Regions from separate parts of the Homo sapiens genome. Here region 2 is linked to region 1. Evidence: chromatin loops called from intact Hi-C (ENCODE). Cell type or tissue: left ventricle myocardium inferior. All regions are shown on one strand. Each heading gives the region's core, and the rest is flanking DNA. Links, peaks and the distances in the headings are about the cores only. Region 1 overlaps CDC37 (cell division cycle 37, HSP90 cochaperone). Region 2 overlaps ICAM1 (intercellular adhesion molecule 1).

What was found. A loop is a pair of places that touch in the nucleus more often than their neighbours do. Peaks named below come from ENCODE experiments on the same cell type or tissue, not always from the same donor. Only the 100,000 strongest peaks of a DNase experiment are listed, where the experiment ranks them.
Region 2: it touches region 1 in a loop (5-fold over the local background); 107 of 110 quality-filtered maps call a loop at or near these places.

What each region holds. Positions count from the first base shown.
Region 1 is chr19:10,384,013-10,393,312 of GRCh38, forward strand. It overlaps CDC37 (cell division cycle 37, HSP90 cochaperone), which reads right to left. Exons shown (of 8, transcript NM_007065.4): 6 at 9,247-9,300; 7 at 9,074-9,145; 8 at 7,121-7,694. The coding sequence ends at 7,539. Among named protein-coding and RNA genes, the nearest start is that of TYK2, 8.1 kb to the left of the region's middle. RefSeq lists enhancers at 2,051-2,440, 2,521-2,580, 4,743-5,243, 4,823-4,882. In left ventricle myocardium inferior, for the core only: CTCF peaks have their summits at 5,052 (motif pointing left), 5,257, 6,876 (motif pointing left) and 7,075; DNase peaks (open chromatin) are centred at 5,039 and 6,859; H3K27ac peaks cover 2,489 bases.
Region 2 is chr19:10,273,470-10,282,769 of GRCh38, forward strand. It overlaps ICAM1 (intercellular adhesion molecule 1), which reads left to right. Exons shown (of 7, transcript NM_000201.3): 2 at 1,296-1,559. All of the region lies in intron 1 of LIMASI (lncRNA inflammatory and mucous response associated, antisense to ICAM1), which reads right to left. Among named protein-coding and RNA genes, the nearest start is that of LIMASI, 5.3 kb to the right of the region's middle. In left ventricle myocardium inferior, for the core only: no CTCF peak of the experiment used is centred there; no DNase peak of the experiment used is centred there.

The DNA of each region.
Region 1 (9,300 bases), core at 1,223-9,222:
CCGTCTCTACTAAAAATACAAAAATTAGCCGGGTGTGTTGGTGGGTGCCTATAATCCCAGCTACTTGGGAAGCTGAGGCAGGTGAATCACTTGAACCTGGGAGGCGGAGTTTGCAGTGAGCTGAGATCGCGCCACTGCACTCTAGCCTGGGCGACAGAGTGAGACTCTATCTCAAAAAAAAAAAAAGGAAAAGAAATGGGTTTTCACCATGTTGCCCAGGCTGGTCTCAAACTACTGGGCTCAAGTGGTCCTCCCGCCTTGACCTCCCAAACTGCTGGGATTACAGGCGCATGCCACCACACCCGGCTAATTTTTTAGTATTTTTTAGTAGGGACGAGGTTTCACCATGTGGGCCAGGATGGCCTTGATCTCCTGACCTCGTGATCCTCCCGCCTTGGCCTCCCAAAGTGCTGGGAATACCGGTGTGAGCCACCTCGCCTGGCCGGCTGGCTAACTTTTGTGTGTGTGTAATTTTTTTAGAAATGGGTTTTCACTATGTTGCCCAGGCTGGTCTCAAACTACTGGGCTCAAACTGCTGGGCTCAAGTGGACCTCTGGCCTTGACCTCCCAAACTGCTGGGATTACAGGCATGAGCCACCGTGCCCAGCCCCTGGGAAGTTTCTTTGAGCACAAGTTCTATTGCCTGTCTGCGGTTCTAGGACCGCACCAGAAAGAGGTCCGTCTGGTTGTCTGCTAAGCCCTCAGTGCCTGAGATTGTGCATCCAGCCCAGTAGGTGGCTTAAGAAGCCACAGCTGGAGGGGAATGAATGGCCTGGGAGCCAGGAATCCCTGGCTGTTGTCCTGCCTGCTGCGGGAGGGCTGGCTGTGAGCTTCCTCTCTGTCGCCGCTTAGAGTACAGTACCTAGAAGCCAAGAGTGCCAGATTTTTCTTTTTCCTTTTTTCTTTTATTGAGAGAGGGAGTTTCGCTCTTGTTGCCCAGGCTGGAGTGCAATGGCACAATCTCGGCTCACCACAACCTCTGCCTCCTGGGTTAAAGCGATTCTCCTGCCTCAGCCTCCCAAGTAGCTGGGATTACAGGCATGCGCCACCACGCCCGGCTACTTTTTTGTATTTTTAGTAGAGATGGGGTTTCTCCATGTTGGTCAGGCTGGTCTTGAACTGCCGACCTCAGGTGATCCACCCACCTCGGCCTCCCAAAGTGCTGGGTAATACTGGTGTGAGACACCGTGCCCGGCCTAGAGAGTGCCAGATTTTTCAACAGCCATTGGGGCAATGCTCCGTGATTAGATGCTAGAACACAGTGGGCCGAGTGGGCCTGGGACCCGGTATTCCCCGCTCCCAAAGGAACTAGAAGGAAATGCCACATGAGGCGATTAATAATAACAATGCTAGTCATACTCCCAGTAACGATATCAATTCTAACAATGAGCTGGTGCGGTGGCTGGCACCTGTAATCCCAGCACTTTGAGAGACAGAGGCAGGAGGATCGCTTGAACCCAGGAGTCCCAGACCAGCCTGGGCAACATAGTGAAACCTCGTGTCTACAAAAAAAATTTAAAAATTAGCTGGGCATGGTGATACACGCCTGTAGTCCCAGCTACTAGGGAGGCTGGGGTGGGAGGATCGCTTGAGTCCACAGGTTGAGGTTGCAGTGAGCTGTGATCGCACCACTGCACTCCAGCCTGGGCAACCGAGCAAGACCCTATCAAATAAATAAATAAATAAATAAATAAATAAATAAATAAATAAAGCTGACATTTTCCCAGCCTGCACACTGGGGCCGAGCGTGGGTATTTAGCCATCTCTGGGTCTTCTCAGTTTCTTTCTTTTTTTTTTTTTTTTGAGATGGAGTCTCACTCTGTTGCCCAGGCTGGAGTGCAGCGGCGTGATCTCGGCTCATTGCAAGCTCCACCTCCCAGGTTCATGCCATTCTCCTGCTTCAGCCTCCCGAGTAGCTGGGACTACAGGTGCCCGCCACCACACCCGGCTAATTTTTTGTATTTTTAGTAGAGACGGGGTTTCACCAGGGTTAGCCAGGATGGTCTCGATCTCCTGACCTCGTGATCCGCCCGCCTCGGCCTCCCACAGTGCTGGGATTCCAGGCACCAGCCACTGCACCTGGCCTCTTCTCAGTTTCTTTGCAAGTGGTATCAGCACCCCCACTTGACAATTGAAGAAAAGAGGCTAAGGAGGCTGTTTTGCCAAGGCCTGGCGCCTCCTGCCCAAACTCAGACCTGGTCCATAAGGGAGGCCCCAGACCCCACATGTGACTAACAGGAGGGGGTTTCCCAGGACTGAGGGGGTTCCCCAATGGGGGGCTTTCCATGCTAAAATTGGGACAGTCCTGGGCAGGCCAGGACAGTTGGCCACGCCACTACGGCGGGTTTCTCAGAAGGAACAAAAGCTGGGGGCTTCCCCTGGCTCTGCAAGGGCTGCAGGGAGGGGCCTCCTCAGAGCCCCCTGGGACCTGGGAAAAGCCAAGAGTTGATGGATTAAAAGTAAAATACCTTTGTGTTTTCATGAGTGAGAAAGTTCAGGGAACAGCCAGTCTCCTCCTCAAAACAACCATGAGATGGATTTCCTGGGAAATCTTTTTTTTTTGAGACAGAGTTTTTCCTCTTGTCGCCCAGGCTGGAGTACAATGGCACGATCTTGGCTCACTGCAACCTCTGCCTCCTGGGTTCAAGGGATTCTCCTGCCTCAGCCTCCCGAGTAGCTGGGATTAGAGGCGCCTGCCACCACGCCCAGCTAATTTTTGTATTTTTTGTAGACACGGGGTTTCACCATCTTGGCCAGGCTGGTCTCGAACTCCTGACCTCAGGTGATCCACCCGCCTTGGCCTCCCAAAGTGCTGGGATTACAGGCATGAGGCTACCGCACTCAGCCTCCTGGGAATCTTTCCACAAAAATTCTACGCTCCTTTGGGCACGTGTGTGAACCTGTGTTCTCTAGAAAATTCTCAGGAGCAGCCCCAAATGGGACACTCGGTGCTGGCCTGAGAGGATACAGAGGAGTAACTTACACACATGAAGGCTGGCACCAGACGGGCTGAGTTCAAGCCCCAGCTCCATCACTGTGTGATCCTGGGCGGCCCCTTAACCCCACTGTGCCTCAGTTTCCTCCTCTGCAAGATGTGACTATTTAGTCCCAAACCCAGAGGCATGTCAGGGACATCAAATGAGTTAATACACTTCATTAGCCAGGTGTGGTGGTGCATGCCTGTACAGGAGGCTGAGGCAGGAGAATCGCTTGAACCTGGGAGATGGAGGTTGCAGTGAGCCGAGATCGTGCCACTGCATTTAAGCTTGGGCAACAGAGCAAGACTCGGTCTCAAAAAAAAAATAAATAAAAGGACTGGTGGTGGATAGCCAGATGCAGTGTGTGTCTCTTGGCTGTAATTTGAGCTACTCAGGAGGTTGAGGCAGGAGAATCACTTGAGCCCAGAGGTTAGAGGCTGCAGTGAGCTATGATTGTGCCACTGCACTCCAGCCTGGGTGACAGAGCCAGATCCCATCTCTTAAAAAAAAAAAAGGGGGGGGCCACACATGGTGGCTCATGTGTGTAATCCCAGCACTTCGGAAGGCCAAGGCGGGCAGTCCTCTTGAGGTCAGGAGTTTGAGACCAACCTGGCCAACATAGTGAAACCCTGTGTCTACAAAAAATACAAAAATTAGGCCGGGTGCGGTAGCTCACGCCTGTAATCCCAGTACTTTGGGAGGCTGAGGCAGGTGGATCATGAGGTCAGGAAATCAAACCCATCCTGGCTAACACAGCGAAACCCCGTCTCTACTAAAAATACATAAAAATTAGCCGGGCGTGGTGCCAGACGCCTGTAGTCCCAGCTACTCAGGAGGCTGAGGCAGGAGAATGGCGTGAGCTCGGGAGGCAGAGCTTGCAGTGAGCTGAGATCAGGCCACTGCACTCCAGCCTGGGCGACAGAGCAAGACTCCATCTCACAAAAAAAAAAAAAAAAAAAAAAAAAAAGGGCCGGGCACAGTGGCTCACACCTGTAATCCCAGCACTTTGGGAGGCCGAGGAGGGCAGATCACGAGATCAGGAGATCGAGACCACGGTGAAACCCCGTGTCTACTAAAAATACAAAAAATTAGCCGGGTGTGGTGGCGGGCGCCTGTAGTCCCAGCTACTCGGGAGGCTGAGGCAGGAGAATGGCGTGAACCCCGGAGGTGGAGCTTGCAGTGAGCCGAGATCATGCCACTGCACTCCAGCCTGGGCGACAGAGTGAGACTCTGTCTCAAAAAAAAAAAAAAAAAAAAGCCAGGTGTGGTGGAGTGCGCCTGTAATCCCAGCTACTTGGGAGGCTGAGGAGGGAGAATCCCTTGAAACTGGGAGGCAGAGGTTGCAGTGAGCCCGAGATCATGCGACTGCACTCCAGCCTGGGCGACAGAGTGAGACTCAGTCTCACAAAATACAAACAAAATCTTCAATAACAAGGAATGCAGTATTTTGAAAAACTGAAATTAACACCAAAATGTGTATGATGAACAAAAATTATTATTATTATTATTATTTTTGAGACGGAGTCTCACTCTGTTGTCCAGGCTGGAGTGCAGTGGCGCGATCTTGGCTCACTGCAACCTCTGCCTCCCGGGTTCAAGCGATTCTCCTGCCTCAGCTTCCCGAGTAGCTGGGATTACAGGCACGTGCCACCACGCCTGGCTAAGTTTTGTATTTTTTGTACAGACGGGGTTCCACCATGTTGGTCAGGCTGGTCGCGGACTCCTGACCTTGTGACCCGCCCTCCTCGGCCTCCCAAAGTGCTGGGATTACAGGCGTAAGCCACCGCGCCCCGCTCAAAAATTAAAATTTTTACTCGGCAGGGCACACTGGCCTGTAGTCCCAACACTTTGGGAAGCTGAGGCGAGCAGACTGCTTCAGCTCTGTTCAAATCCAGCCTGAACAACATGGAGAGAACCCTGTCTCTGAAAAATAAATAAATAAAAAGATCTTGGAAGGTGTCTGAGGCTCAATCAGGGTTCCAGGAGTCCCCCTGCAGCTCCTACCTGTCGTTCTCACTCATACAAAACACTAAGGAAAGTTACTAGATTTGCAGCTCACTCCTGCCCCCTGGTGGTGATCGGCTTGGGCACAACAGCATTCCAGGGGTTTTTATCCAATGCTTTTGCAAATGTTTCCTGAAGGTCCCCTTTCTGGCACTGTGTATGTTGCAAGAAAAAGTCCGTGCTCTGGTGGCACCCACAGTACATGGGAGGTGACAATACACAGGTCTGTGTGAAGAAAGGCATGTGAGGCAGGTTTGGTGGCTGAGCATGAGGGGAATTAAAGTAGGTCAAGGAGGGCCTCAGAGAAGTGGCATTGATCTGTGGTCTGAGTGACAAGCAGTCCCCTCAGAGATGATGTCCCCCAGGAGAGGTAGGCATAAGTCTACTGGATCGGAGGTATTTCATGTCTTAAACTGATGTGAACCTGGGTATTTATTGTACTTTGATCTTAGCTCACTGCAGCCTTGACCTCCCGGGCTCAAGCAATCCTCCTGCCTTAGCCTCCCAAGTATCTGTAACTACAGGTGCGCCCCACTGCGCCCAGCACTGTTTTTTTTTTTTGTTGTTGTTGTTGTTTTTGAGATAAGTCTTTGTCACCCAGGTTGGAGCGCAGTGGCGTGATCCTGGCTCACTGCAACCTCCACCTCTCAGGTTCAAGCAGTTCTCCTGCCTCAGCTTCCTGAGTAGCTGGGACTACAGGCACGTGCCACCATACCTGGCTAATTTTTGTGTTTTTAGTGCAGACTGGGTTTCACCATGTTAGCCAGGCTGGTCTTGAACTCCTGGGCTCAAGTGATCCTCCTGCCTCAGTCTCCCAAAGTGTTGGGATTACAGGTGTGAGCCACGCCTGGCCGTGCACTCTTCTTTAAGACTTTTCCTGTGGCAGAAATATTTTGTGACTTTTGAAGACGGCCAGCAAGTGCCAAGGTCCCCGTTCAGAGAATCTGAGTGCCAGGTGCCAGTTGTCTGAACCATTACCTCACTTGTCCCCCTCACTACGGCCTGAGGAGGGCACTAGCGCGACGACGTTAGCCCTAAGAGCAGGGACACTGAGGCTCAGCGCATCACCCAAAGCCACACGAAGAGAAATTTCAAGTGCTCAAGGGCCAGCATGGAGTTGGGGACAACAGGGCAGCGAGGCAACAGGCAGATGGTGCTGGGGGCCTGGTCAGTTGCAGGGAGGACTTCGGCTTCTGCTCCCAGGGAGGGGAGTCCTGCGAGGCTTTTGAGCAGAGGTGGGACATGCCCTGACCTGGGTGTTCACAGGTACCCTCTGGCTGCTGCCTGTTCAGGGGCTGACTTGTAGTGGGGAATGAGGAGGAGGCTGGGGCAGGAATTAGAGCCAGAGGCGATGGGGACCTGAAGGCCATAGGGACAAAAGGCAGTGGTCAGAATCAAGAATGTTTGGGGGGGTGGGGCCAAGTGCAGCGGCTCACACCTGTAATCCCAGCACTTTGGGAGGCCAAAGTGGGAGGATCACCTGAGGTCAGGAGTTCAAGACTAGTGTGGCCAATATGGTGAAACCCCATGTCTACTAAAAACACAAAAAATTAGCCGAGTGTGGTGGCGGGTGCCTATAATCCCAGCAGGAGGCTGAGGCAGGAGAATCACTTGAACCTGGGAGGTGGAGGTTGTAGTGATCCGAGATTCCACCACCGCACTCCAGCCTGGGTGATAGCTGGACTCTCAAAAAAAAAAAAAAAAAAAAATCTGTTTGGGGGCAGCGCTGGCCATAGGGTGGGGAGATATAGTCCATCCAGGATGCTGCTCCAAAAGGTTGTAGGAAGCTGGAAAGGTGTGGGGTGCGGGCAGGTGCGCCAGATCCACAAAACCCTAGGGAATGTGACTTGGTTTGCAGATCACTACTGCCCTCTGGTGGTGATCAGCTTGGGCCACCCTGCATTCTGGAGGTCCAAGTAGGGACAAGGGAGTGGGTGGGTGAGACTGAAGGTTGGGGGCTTTTGAGGCCTCTGGAAGAAGACTGTTCCAAGTTGTGGAACAGCATGTGTGAGGCGAGGACCCACGATGGCTGGTGGGCAAAGGACCAGAGAAGCACAGCTCAGCCCCCAATATCCCACCAAGTTTCCCTCCCACCTACAAGAGATGGGCTGCCTGAACGGCCCTCCCAGCAGCCCAGAGAGCATCTGAAATCTTTTATTGGAAGATCATTGCTGTTTGCCAAATAGAAGACACAGACAGCAGACGAACAGTGAAAACAGAGCCCAGTGACGAGAGCCGGCCCCTTGGCTGGGGACCCTCCCCAACTACCTGGTAGACCAGCCTGGTGACCTCTGCCCTTCCCCGGACCCCCGGGCCTTTGGCATAATGCTGATGGGGGGCTGCAGGCAGTGAAGCCCCTTGACTCAAAGCAGAGACTTGAATGGGCGCTGGAGAGTGGAGACAGTGGAGAGGCCAGGGAGGGCTGGGCGGGCCCCCCAGGCTGGGCCGAGCAGCGCAAGTAGAGGAAGTCAGGAGCGGGCGAGATGGCATCTATCTGTTTTCTGAAAAGGGGCACATAGGGGCCTGGAAGCAGGTGGCGGTGGTAGCTGGGGCAGGTCACACACTGACATCCTTCTCATCGCCCGTCTTGGGAACAGCTTCCAGTAATGGGTCCCCAGGACCTGCCTCCTCTCCCTCCTTGGCCTCGCTGGCCTTAGAGTTGGGGACCCAGAGGCCAGAGTCAATGCAGCGCTGCATGTGGTACTTTGCGTCCTGTGAGGAGAAGGCAGGCAGATGAGGTGGGGCCGCCAGCCGGTGGTCCCCGTTGTCCCCGTTGTCCCTTGCACATCCCCAAGCTGGCTTCCTGCCTATTGATATTTTACCTATTTGAGACGGAGTCTCACTCTGTCACCCAGGCTGGAGTGCAGTGGTGCAATCTCGGTTCACTGCAACCTCCACCTCCCAGGTTCAAGTGATTCTCCTGCCTCAGCCTCCCAAGTAGCTGGGGTTACCGACGCCTGTCACCATGCCTGGCTAATTTTACTTTTAGTAGAGATGGGGTTTTGCCATGTTGGCCAGGCTGGTCTTGAACTCCTGCCCTTAGGTGATCTGCCTGCCTTGGCCTCCCAAAGCACTGAGATTACAGGCGTGAGCCACCGTACCCAGCTGGAAATTTAAATTTTATTTAACTTTAATTTAAATTTAGATAGTGCAATCTAGAACAAAAGCCAGCAAATTTTTTTTTGGTAAAGGGACAGACTAAATATTTCTGGTTCCGTGAGCCATATGGTCTCCATCACGACTCAACTCTGCTGTGGTAGAGCAAGATCGGTTGTAGATGATAGGGAAACAATTGAGTGTGGCTTCTTTGTTCTAATAAAACTTTATTATAAAGACAGGCAGTGAGTCTGGGAGCTGCGGTTTGCAGAACCTGGTCTAGATGGCTATGCCCATAGAAGCTTCTAGAAACTCAGGGCCAGTCCTGCAGCTAGACCCATTTTACAGACGAGAAAACCAGTGTGATCAACCAGTGAGCCAAGTGGTAGGAATAGGATCAAACAGTGTCCTACTTAGATTCAACGTCTATTACCACTTCCAAAAATATAGCCAGTGAGACCTTGTCTTTATAAAAACATAATTTAAAAAAAAATTAGCTAGATGTCATGGTGTCAGCCTGTAACCCCAGCTACTTGGGGAGGCTGAGGTGGGAGGATCACTTGAGCCTGGGAGGTCGAGACTGCAGCCTGGGTGAGAGAGGAAGACCCTGTCTCTCAAAAACAAGTAGACAAAATCCAATTAACAGCCAGCGTTTACCAGCCCCTGCCATGTGCTCACCTCCCTTTCCCACGCATTTTGTGAGCTGATATTGAGAGAAAATGTGGTTTGGATAAGGAAACTGAGGCTGGACTCAGTCACAGTAACAGTGACAGTCACGAAGGACATGCGCTCAAAGCTCAGCATTTATCTGCTGGATACTGGGATACAGTAGGTGCTCAATATATGTGGGTGTGTGCCAAGGTGACACGACCCCCCTTACTCCTTGGAGAAGCCTTGGAGGGGCACTTTCACCAGCCGGCTTCAGAGACTTGGGACACAGGGCTGGGGGAGACACACGGCCCGCCGGGAAGGCATGGGGCGCGGGGGTTACTCACGGTGGGGTCCATCTTGCTGATGGCGTCCTGCAGCATCTGCACGTCCTTCACATCGAAGCACTTCTGGAGTTCCTGGGGGTACAGAGGGGCTGGGGTCAGGGGCTGGGTCCCTGTGGCCCTGGGGGGTCCCGCTCAGGGTCTTCCTGCTGCCCGCCTGGGCCGGGGAGCCCCACCTCAGGGAGGGACTCGTAGACCTCGACGGGGTCCAGGCCGCCGGGGCCGAGCCG
Region 2 (9,300 bases), core at 448-8,447, 110 kb before region 1:
CAACAAGAGCTAAACTCCGTCTCAAAAAAAAAAAAATGTTTTTCAAATATTAGCCGGGTATGGTGGTGTCCTGTAGTCCCAGCTACTTGGGAGGCTGAGATGGGAGGATCACTTGAGCCCAGGAGTTCAAGGTTACAGTGAGCTATGATTGTGCCACTGTATTCCAGCCTGGGTAACAGAGGGAGACCCGTTTAAAAAAAAAAAAGTGATGGCTAAAGTCCTTCCATGGCTCCCTATTGCCCTCAGTATAAAGAACACATGTGGCTGGGCGTGGTGGTTCACGCCTGTAATCCCAGCACTTTGGGAGGCTGAGGCGGGCGGATCACTTGAGGCCAGGAGTTTGAGAGCAGGCTGGCCGACGTGGCGAAACCCCGTCTCTATTAAAAATACAAAAATTAGCTGGGCGTGGTGGTGCTTGCCTGTAATCCCAGATACTCTGGAGGCTGAGGCAGGAGAATCACTTGAACCCGGGAGGCAAAGGTTGCAGTGAGCTGAGATTGCGCCACTGCACTCCAGTCTGAGTGACAAAGCGAGACTCCATCTCAAAAAAAAAAAAAATAAAAGAACACATCTTTAGCATGGCCTTCAGTGCTCACGGGATCTTCCTGAATTAATCTCCCCCTCTTCATCCTTGCTCACTCAGCTCCAGCCACCCTGCCCCGGGACATCTGTACTTGCCTGGAACTTATTTCCCTTTTCTCCGGACAGCCAGCCCTTTCTCGTCATTTAGATCTCTGCTGAAACATTACCCTGTCACCAAAGCACTGTCTATTCTATCACCCTGTTTTGTTTTTGTCAAAGCTCATATTAACATCAGTTATTAATTATCTTGTTTGCTCATAATTTTTTTTTTTTTTTTTTTGGAGACAGAGTCTCGTTCTGTTGCTCAGGCTGGAGTGCAGTGGCACAATCTTGGCTCACTGTAACCTCCACCTCCCAGGTTCAAGTGATTCTTGTGCCTCAGCCTCCCAAATAGCTAGGACTACAGGCACGTCCCACCATGCCCAGCTAATTTTTGTATTTTTAGTGGAGACGGGGCTTTGTCATGTTGGCCAGGCTGATCTCAAATTCCTGACCTCAAGTGATCTGCCCGCCTTGGCCTCCCAAAGTGCTGGGATTACAGGCGTGAGCCACCACACCCGGCCTGCTCATGAATTTTCTCTTTAACTTCCACATCGAAGGCAAAGTATTGTCTTGTTAAGGCTGTGCCTCCAGCACCCAGCACAGGCTGGGCGCACATTCCCTTGATGAACCTGATTTGTAATGCCTGTCGCCTCTTCCCTCGTTTCTTCTAGGACCTGGCAATGCCCAGACATCTGTGTCCCCCTCAAAAGTCATCCTGCCCCGGGGAGGCTCCGTGCTGGTGACATGCAGCACCTCCTGTGACCAGCCCAAGTTGTTGGGCATAGAGACCCCGTTGCCTAAAAAGGAGTTGCTCCTGCCTGGGAACAACCGGAAGGTGTATGAACTGAGCAATGTGCAAGAAGATAGCCAACCAATGTGCTATTCAAACTGCCCTGATGGGCAGTCAACAGCTAAAACCTTCCTCACCGTGTACTGTGAGTAACTGAGCCCGGAGGGCTGGACTAGGCAGACCCGGTGGGAGAGACGTGCAGGGGCACCTGCAGAGGCCTGGGGGAATCTTTGCCACTTGCTCGTAGGGTCAAGGAGGGGCTCCTTGCAGGGCAGGTGGGGACATCCTTGGAAAGTCCCTTTGTGAATTTCTTTGGGTACAATTAAAGTATTTACAGGCTGGGTGCGGTGGCTCATGCCTGTAATCCCAGCACTTTGAGAGGCTGAGGCTGGCGGATCACCTGAGATCAGGAGTTTAAGTTTCGCCAACATGGCGAAACCCTGTCTCTGCTGAAAATACAAAAATCAGCCGGGCATGGTGTCAAGCGCCTGTAATCCCAGCTACTTGGAAGGCTGAGGCAGGAGAACGCTTGAACCTGAGAGGCAGAGATTGCAGTGAGCCGCGATCGTGCCAGTGCACTCCAGTCTGGATAACAGAGCAAGATTCCATCTCAAGAAAAAAAAAATGCCATCTCTCTATGCCTCACTCTTTGAACATATGACACGGTCCTGCTTCAGACACTTTAATAAAAGATGCAAATTAAGCCAAGTGTGGTGGCTTGTACCTATAATCCCAACTACTCCAGAGGCTGAGGCAGAAGGATGGTTTGAGCCCAGGAGTTTGAGACCAGCCTGGGCAACAGAGTGAGACCCTGTTTCTTTCTTTTTTTTTTTTTTTTTTTTGAGACGGAGTCTCACTCTGTCGCCCAGGCTGGAGTGCAGTGGTGTGATCTCGGCTCACTGCAAGCTCCGCCTCCCGGGTTCACGCCATTCTCCTGCCTCAGCCTCCCGAGTAGCTGGGACTACAGGCGCCTGCCACCATGCCCGGCTCATTTTTTTGTATTTTTAGTAGAGACGGGGTTTCACTGTGTTAGCCAGGATGGTCTCAATCTCCTGACCTAGTGGTCCGCCCGCCTCGGCCTCCCAAAGTGCTGGGATTACAGGTGTAAGCCACTGTGCCCATCCAAGACCCTGTTTCTACCGGAAAAAAAAAGTAAATAATTTAGCTGGGCATCGTGGTGTGCACCTGTAATCCCAGCTGCTCCTGAGGCTGTGATGGGAGGATTGCTTTAACCCAGGGGTTCGAATCCTAGGAGTTCGAATCCATCCTAGGCAACATAGCAAAACCCCATTTTTATTTAAAAAAAAAAAAAAAGATATGAGTTAAAACTAGCCCTGGGATGGCATTTTTCACATATTGGTAACAAACAAAAGAATTGATGGCCGGGCGCAGTGGCTCACGCCTGTAATCCCAGCACTTTGGGAGGCCGAGGCGGGCGGATCACAAGGTCAGGAGATCGAGACCATCCTGGCTAACATGGTGAAACCCCGTCTCTACTAAAACTACAAAAAATTAGCCGGGCATGGTGGCAGGCGCCTGTGGTCCCAGCTACTCAGGAGGCTGAGGCAGGAGAATGGCATGAACCCGGGAGGCAGAGCTTGCAGTGAGCCAAGATCGTGCCACTGCACTCCAGCCTGGGCGACAGAGCAAGACTCCATCTCAAAAAAAAAAAAAAAAAAAAGAATTGATAACAGCTGTGCTGCCAAGGCTATTGGAACGTAGGAGGTCCTAGGACAGTGCTGTTGGGAGCATAAATAAGCCCAACCCTGTGGCGGGAAATTGGGCATCAGTTCTCAAAATGTCATGGGCTGGGCACGGTGGCTCACGCCTGTAATCCCAGCACTTTGGGAGGCTGAGGGAGGCGGATCACTTGAGGTCAGGAGTTCGAGACCAGCCTGACCACCATGGAGAAACCCCGTCTCTATTAAAAATACAAAAAAAACTAGCCAGGCATAGTGGCACATACCTGTAATCCCAGCTACTCGGGAGGCTGAGGCAGGAGAATCTCTTGAAACTGGGAGGCAGAGGTTGCGGTGAGCTGAGATTGCGCCACTGCACTCCAGCTTGGGCAACAAGAGCAAAACTCCATCTCAAAAAAAAAAAAAAAAGAAATAAAAGAAGGTATGTTGAATATGAGTGGTATGCCACCCTCACATTAGGGAAGGGCAGTTTCGGGGAGGCTGTATTTATGTATAAAATAGCCCTAAAAGGAAGTGGGAGAAATGACAATATTAGCTGGCTATGAGAAGAGAGGCTGGGAGGCTGTGGGAGAGGGCTTGGGTGTGGAGAATTCTTTTTGTTTTTTCCTTTTTTTGAGACAGAGTTTCACTCTTGTTGCCCAGGCTGGAGTGCAATGGCACGATCTCAGCTCACCGCAACCTTCACCTCCTGAGTTTAAGTGATTCTCCGGCCTCAGCCTCCCGACTAGCTGGGATTACAGGCATGGGCCACTACGCCTGGCAAATTTTGTATTTTTAGTAGAGACAGGGTTTCTCCATGTTGGTCAGGCTGGTCTTGAACTCTGACCTCAGGTGATCCGCCCGCCTCGGCCTCCCAAAGTGCTGGGATTACAACGTGAGCCACTTTGCCTGGCTGAGAATTCTTTTTTTGTTGTTGTCTTTTTGAGATGGAGTTTTGCTGTGTCCCCAGCCTGGAGTGCAATGGTGTAATCTCAGCTCACTGCAACCTCTCCCTCCCGGGTTCAAGCAATTCTCCTGCCTCAGCCTCCCAAGTAGCTGGAATTACAGGCGCCCAGCACCACGCCCGGCTAATTTTTGTATTTTTAGTAGAGACGGGATTTCATCATGTTGGCCAGGCTGGTCTTGATCTCCTGACCTTGTGATCTGCCCGCCTCGGCCTCCCAAAGTGCTGGGATTACAGGCGTGAGCCACTGCCCCCAGCCGAGAATTTCTCTTTGCGTCCTTCCTACTTTGGGGACTTCGAATGGTGGGAAAGAGTTATCAAGGCCAAAATAAGGAATTCAAATGAAAACAAAACAAAATCAAAGAAGAAAAAACAGAAGAGCACTGGGCAGGCTAGGCACGTGGCTCATGCCTATAATCCCAGTGATTTAGAAGGCCGAAGTAGAAGGATCGCTTGGAGGCCAGGAGTTGGACACCAGCCTGGGCAACATAGCAAGACCCCATATCTACAAAAAATAAAAAACCTAACCAAGCGTGCTGGCATACTAGTAGTCCCAGCTACTCAGGAGGCTGAGGTGGGAGGATCACCTGAGCCTGGGAGGTCCAGGCTGTAGTGAGCCGTGATGACACCACTGCACTCCAGCCTGGGTGACAGAGAAAGACCCTGTCTCTAAAAAATAAAAACTGGCCAAGTAGCTTTGGGATTAGCCTTGGGTTCCAGTCCCAGCAAGGCCTTTAATAGCTTGGGACATGACTTCTGCATTTACTTTGCAATCAGGTGAGACCTCCTCTGATGGGGAAAATGACACGGTGAGTGACAAAGGATGTTCTCCTATCATTGTGTCAGGGCAAGGAAGCCTCTGGGTAAATGATCAAATGATCAGCTTTGCTTCTGATTTGGAGGGTGGGTGAGCAGATGCTGACCTTCCCAGGTGAGGGAAGTCCCCGAACATTCCCAGCAGCTTCTGGAAACCCCAGGGAAACCTCTTTGAAGGTCTTTTCTGCATCTCTGCCTGATAGGTCTTTTTTTTTTTTTTTTTTTTTTTCTTTTTTTTGACACACAGTCTTGCTCTGTCGCCCAGGCTGGATCACTGCAACCTCCATCTCCCGGGTTCAAGCAGTTCTCCTGCCTCATCCTCTCCAGTAGCTGGGATTACAGGCACCTGGCACCACGCCTGGCTAATTTTTGTATTTTTAGTAGAGACAGGGTTTCGCCAAGTTGGCCAGGCTGGTCTCGAACTCTAGACCTCTGGTGATCCACCCGCCTCAGCCTCCCGAAGTGCTGGGATTACAGGCTTGAGCCACCACGCGCGGCTCTGCCTGATAGCTGAGAGCATAGAACTCCAGGTTTGAGACCTGGCTCTGCCACATTTCTCCCTCTATGACTGTGGGTGCCCCACTTTGCCTTAGTTTTTACCTCTGTGAAATGGAGCAGATGGCTGGCACAGGTAGCAAAGGAGTAAAAGTTATGTGGGAGGGTGGTACCTGAGAGAGACTCTAGCTTGGTCTTGCCCCACCCCTGGTGTAAACATAAAGAAGCCTCCCTGGATGGCTCAATCTTCTCCAAAAAGGTTAGAGGTGTAATTCCTAGAGGAGGCGACCACTAGCTGGGCTTTGAAGGATGTGTAGGAGTTCATAAGGACAGGCATTCTGGGCAGGAGGAACAGCCTGGGCAAAAGTTGGGAGCAGGGAGAAATCTTGATGGAGGCAGGAGGAGGAGGAGGTAGGTTGGTGTAGGCCAGGTGCAGTGGCTCACACCTGTAATCCCAGTGCTTTGGGAGGCCAAAGCAAGAGGATTGTTTGAGCCCAGGAGTTCGAGACCAGCCTGGGCAACATAGCGAGACCCTGTCTCTAAGAAAAAATAAAAAAATTAGGGTACAGTGGCATATGCTTGTATTCTCAACTACTCTGGAGGCTCAAGTGGGAGGATCACTTGAACCCAGGAATTTTTTTGTTTTTGTTTTTGTTTTTTTGAGATGGAGTCTCACTCTGTGGCCCAGGCTGGAGTGCAGTGGTGCCATCTTGGCTCACTGCAGCCTCCTCCACCTCCTGGGTTCAACCGATTCTGCTGCCTGAGCCTCCCGAGTTGCTGGGATTAAGGTGCCCACCATCATGCCCAGCTAATTTTTTTGTATTTTTAGTAGAGATAGGGTTTACCATGTTAGCCAGGCTGGTCTTGAACGCCTGACCGCAAGAGATCCTCCTGCCTCAGTTTCCCAAAGTGCTGGGATTATAGGTGTGAGCCACTGAGCCTGGTCAAGCCCAGGAATTTGAGGTTACAGTCAGCTATGATTGCACCACTGCATTCCAGCCCAGGTGACAGAGAGAGACACTGCCCCTAAAAAAAAAAAAAAAATTGATTGATGGGAGGAAGGGTGAGGTTGGCAGAGCCTTGAATGCCAGGTGGAGGAGCTGGGACTTTCCTTCTTGGGGTGATAGGGAGTCATGGAGGGTTTCTGAGCAGGCCAGGGATTAGATAGCTGAAGGCTGGATTTACTGGAAGCCAATGAGCAGTTGGCTATGGTCCTTGTCCACGCGGCCCATGTTGTGGGCAGTGACCGTATTCAAGAAGGGAAGGACAGACAAGTATTTGAATACTTCAGTGACCAGGATTTGGTAAAGGACTGCAGGTCAGGGTCAAGAAGAGGTGAGAGCAGGACAGACTTCCTCCCCGCTGCACCAGGCAGCTGAGCTGGGTTTCCTCTAGGGGCTGAGGTTTGAGGGTACCTCAAGTTCTGCAAGAGTCTATAGGAGGTGGTAAGAGAGAAGAGCTGGAGGTCAGAGTTTTCTTGACTATATATATATATATTTTTTTGTTTTTGTTTTTAACAGCTTAACAGCTTTCTGTTTTATTTTTAGAGACAGGGTCTCAGGGTCTCACTTTGTCACCCAGGCTGGAGTGCAGTGGTACAATCGTAGCTGACTGCAGCCTCAAACTCCCAGGCTCAAGAAATCCTCCTCCCACCCTTAGCCTCCTGAGTAGCAGGGACTACAGGTGTGAGCCAGCAGGAAGCCCAGCTGGTTTTTTTTTTTTCTTTGGTGTTTTTTGTTTGTTTGTTTGAGACCGGAGTTTCGCTCTTATTGCCCAGGCTGAAGTGCAATGGCAGGATCTTAGCTCACCACAACCTCCGACCCCCAGGATCAAGCTATTCTCTTGCCTCAGCCACCTGAGTAGCTGGGATTACAGGCATGCGACACCACACAAGGCTAATTTTGTATTTTTAGTAAAGACAGGGTTTCTCCATGTTGGTCAGGCTGGTCTCGAACTCCCAACCTCAGATGATCCACCTGCCTCGGCCTCCCAAAGTGCTGAGATTACAGGCATGAGCCACCGTGCCCGGCCTTTTTTTTTTTTTTTTTTTTTTTGAGACAGAGTCTCACTCTGTCGCCCAGGCAGGAGTGCAGTGGTTCGATCTGGGCTCACTGCAAGCTCCGCCTCCCGGGTTCACTCCATCCTCCTGCCTTAGCCTCCTGAGTAGCTGGGACTACAGGCGCCCACCACCACGCCTGGCTAATTTTTTGTATTTTTAGTAGAGACGGGGTTTCACCGTGTTAGCCAGGATGGTCTTGATCTCCTGACCTCGTGATCCGCCCGCCTTGGCCTCCCAAAGTGCTGGGATTACAGGCGTGAGCCACCATGTCTGGCCTGGCCAGGCTGGTCTTGAACTCCTGACTTCCGGTGATCCATCTGTTCTGGCCTCCCAAAGTGCTGGGATTACAGGCATAAGCCACCACGCCATGCCGAAGCCCAGCTTGTTTTTAATTTTTTTTTTTTTTTTTGGAGAAATGAGGTCTTGCAATGTTGCCCAAGCTAGCCTTGAACTCCTGGCCTCAAATGACCCCGCCTTGGCATCCCAAAGTACTGGGATTACAGATGTGAGCCACCATGCCCCAGCCTTGCTTTCTTGAGATACGATTTAGAATACCATAAGATTCATCCCTTTTAAGCACATAATTCAATGACTTCTGTACAAACAACCATGACTACAATCTAATTTTAAAATATTTCAATCACTCTAAAAAAGAAACCTCCTGCTTATGTACAGCGACTCTGTCTACCTCTTAAGTGAATTCTCCTACCTTTAATAGCCCTATTTTACAGTTCAGGAAACTGAGGTTCAGAGAGACAAAGTCACTTACCCACAGCAAAGAAGCAAGGCTGGGTATCAAATGCAGGACCCCCCCGGTCCTGATGCTTTTTTTTTTTTTTTTTTTTTCCTCTGAGAGAGACTCTCACTCTGTCACTCAGTCTAGAGTACAGTGGCGCGATCTCAGTTCACTGCAATCTCTGCCTCCTGGGCTGAAGTAATCCTTTCCTCACAAGTAAACCTCAGCCTCTCAAGTAGCTGGGACTACAGGCACACAACACCACGCCTGGCTAATTTTTGTATTTTTAGGTAGAGACGGGGTTTCACTATATTGGCCAGGCTGGTCTTGAACTCCTGACCTCAGGTGATCCGCCTGCCTCGGCCCCCCAAAGTGTTGGGATTACAGGCGTGAGCCACCACACGCAGCCTTTTTGTTATTAGACTCTGTCATTACTGACTTTTTTTTTTTTTTAATAGAAACAGGGTCTTTCTTTCCCAGGCTAAAGTACAGTGGCATGATCACAGTTCACTATAGCCTTAAACTCCTGGGCTCAAGTGATCCTCCTGCCTCAGCCTCCCAAGTAGCAGGGACTACAGGTGTGCACCACCACACCCAGTTAACCATTCATTCATTCATTCATTCATTTATTTTGAGATGGAGTCTCGCTCTGTCACCTAGGCTGGAGTGCAGTGGCACGATCTCAGCTCACTGCAACCTCCACCTCCCAGGTTCAAGAGATTCTCCTGCCTCAGCCTCCCGAGTAGCTGAGACTACAGGCGTGCACCACCATGCCAGACTAATTTTTGTATTTTTAATAGAGACGGGGTTTCACTCTGTTGGTCAGGCTTATCTCGAACTCCTGACTTCGTGGATCCACCCTCCTTGGCCTCCCAAAGTGCTGGGATTAAAGGCGTGAGCCACCGCGCCCTGCCAACCTTTTTTTAATTTTTCTTAGAGATGGGGGTCTCCCTATGTTGCCCAGGCTTGTCTTGAACTCCTGGCCTCAAGTGACCCTCTTGCCTTGGCCTCACAAAGTGCTAGGATTACAGCCTGAGCCATCACACCTGGCCAACAGGTTTTTTTTTTTGTTTTGTTTTGTTTTTTAAAGAATGTCTAGGCCAGGCTCATTTACTTTCACCTGTAATCCCAGCACTT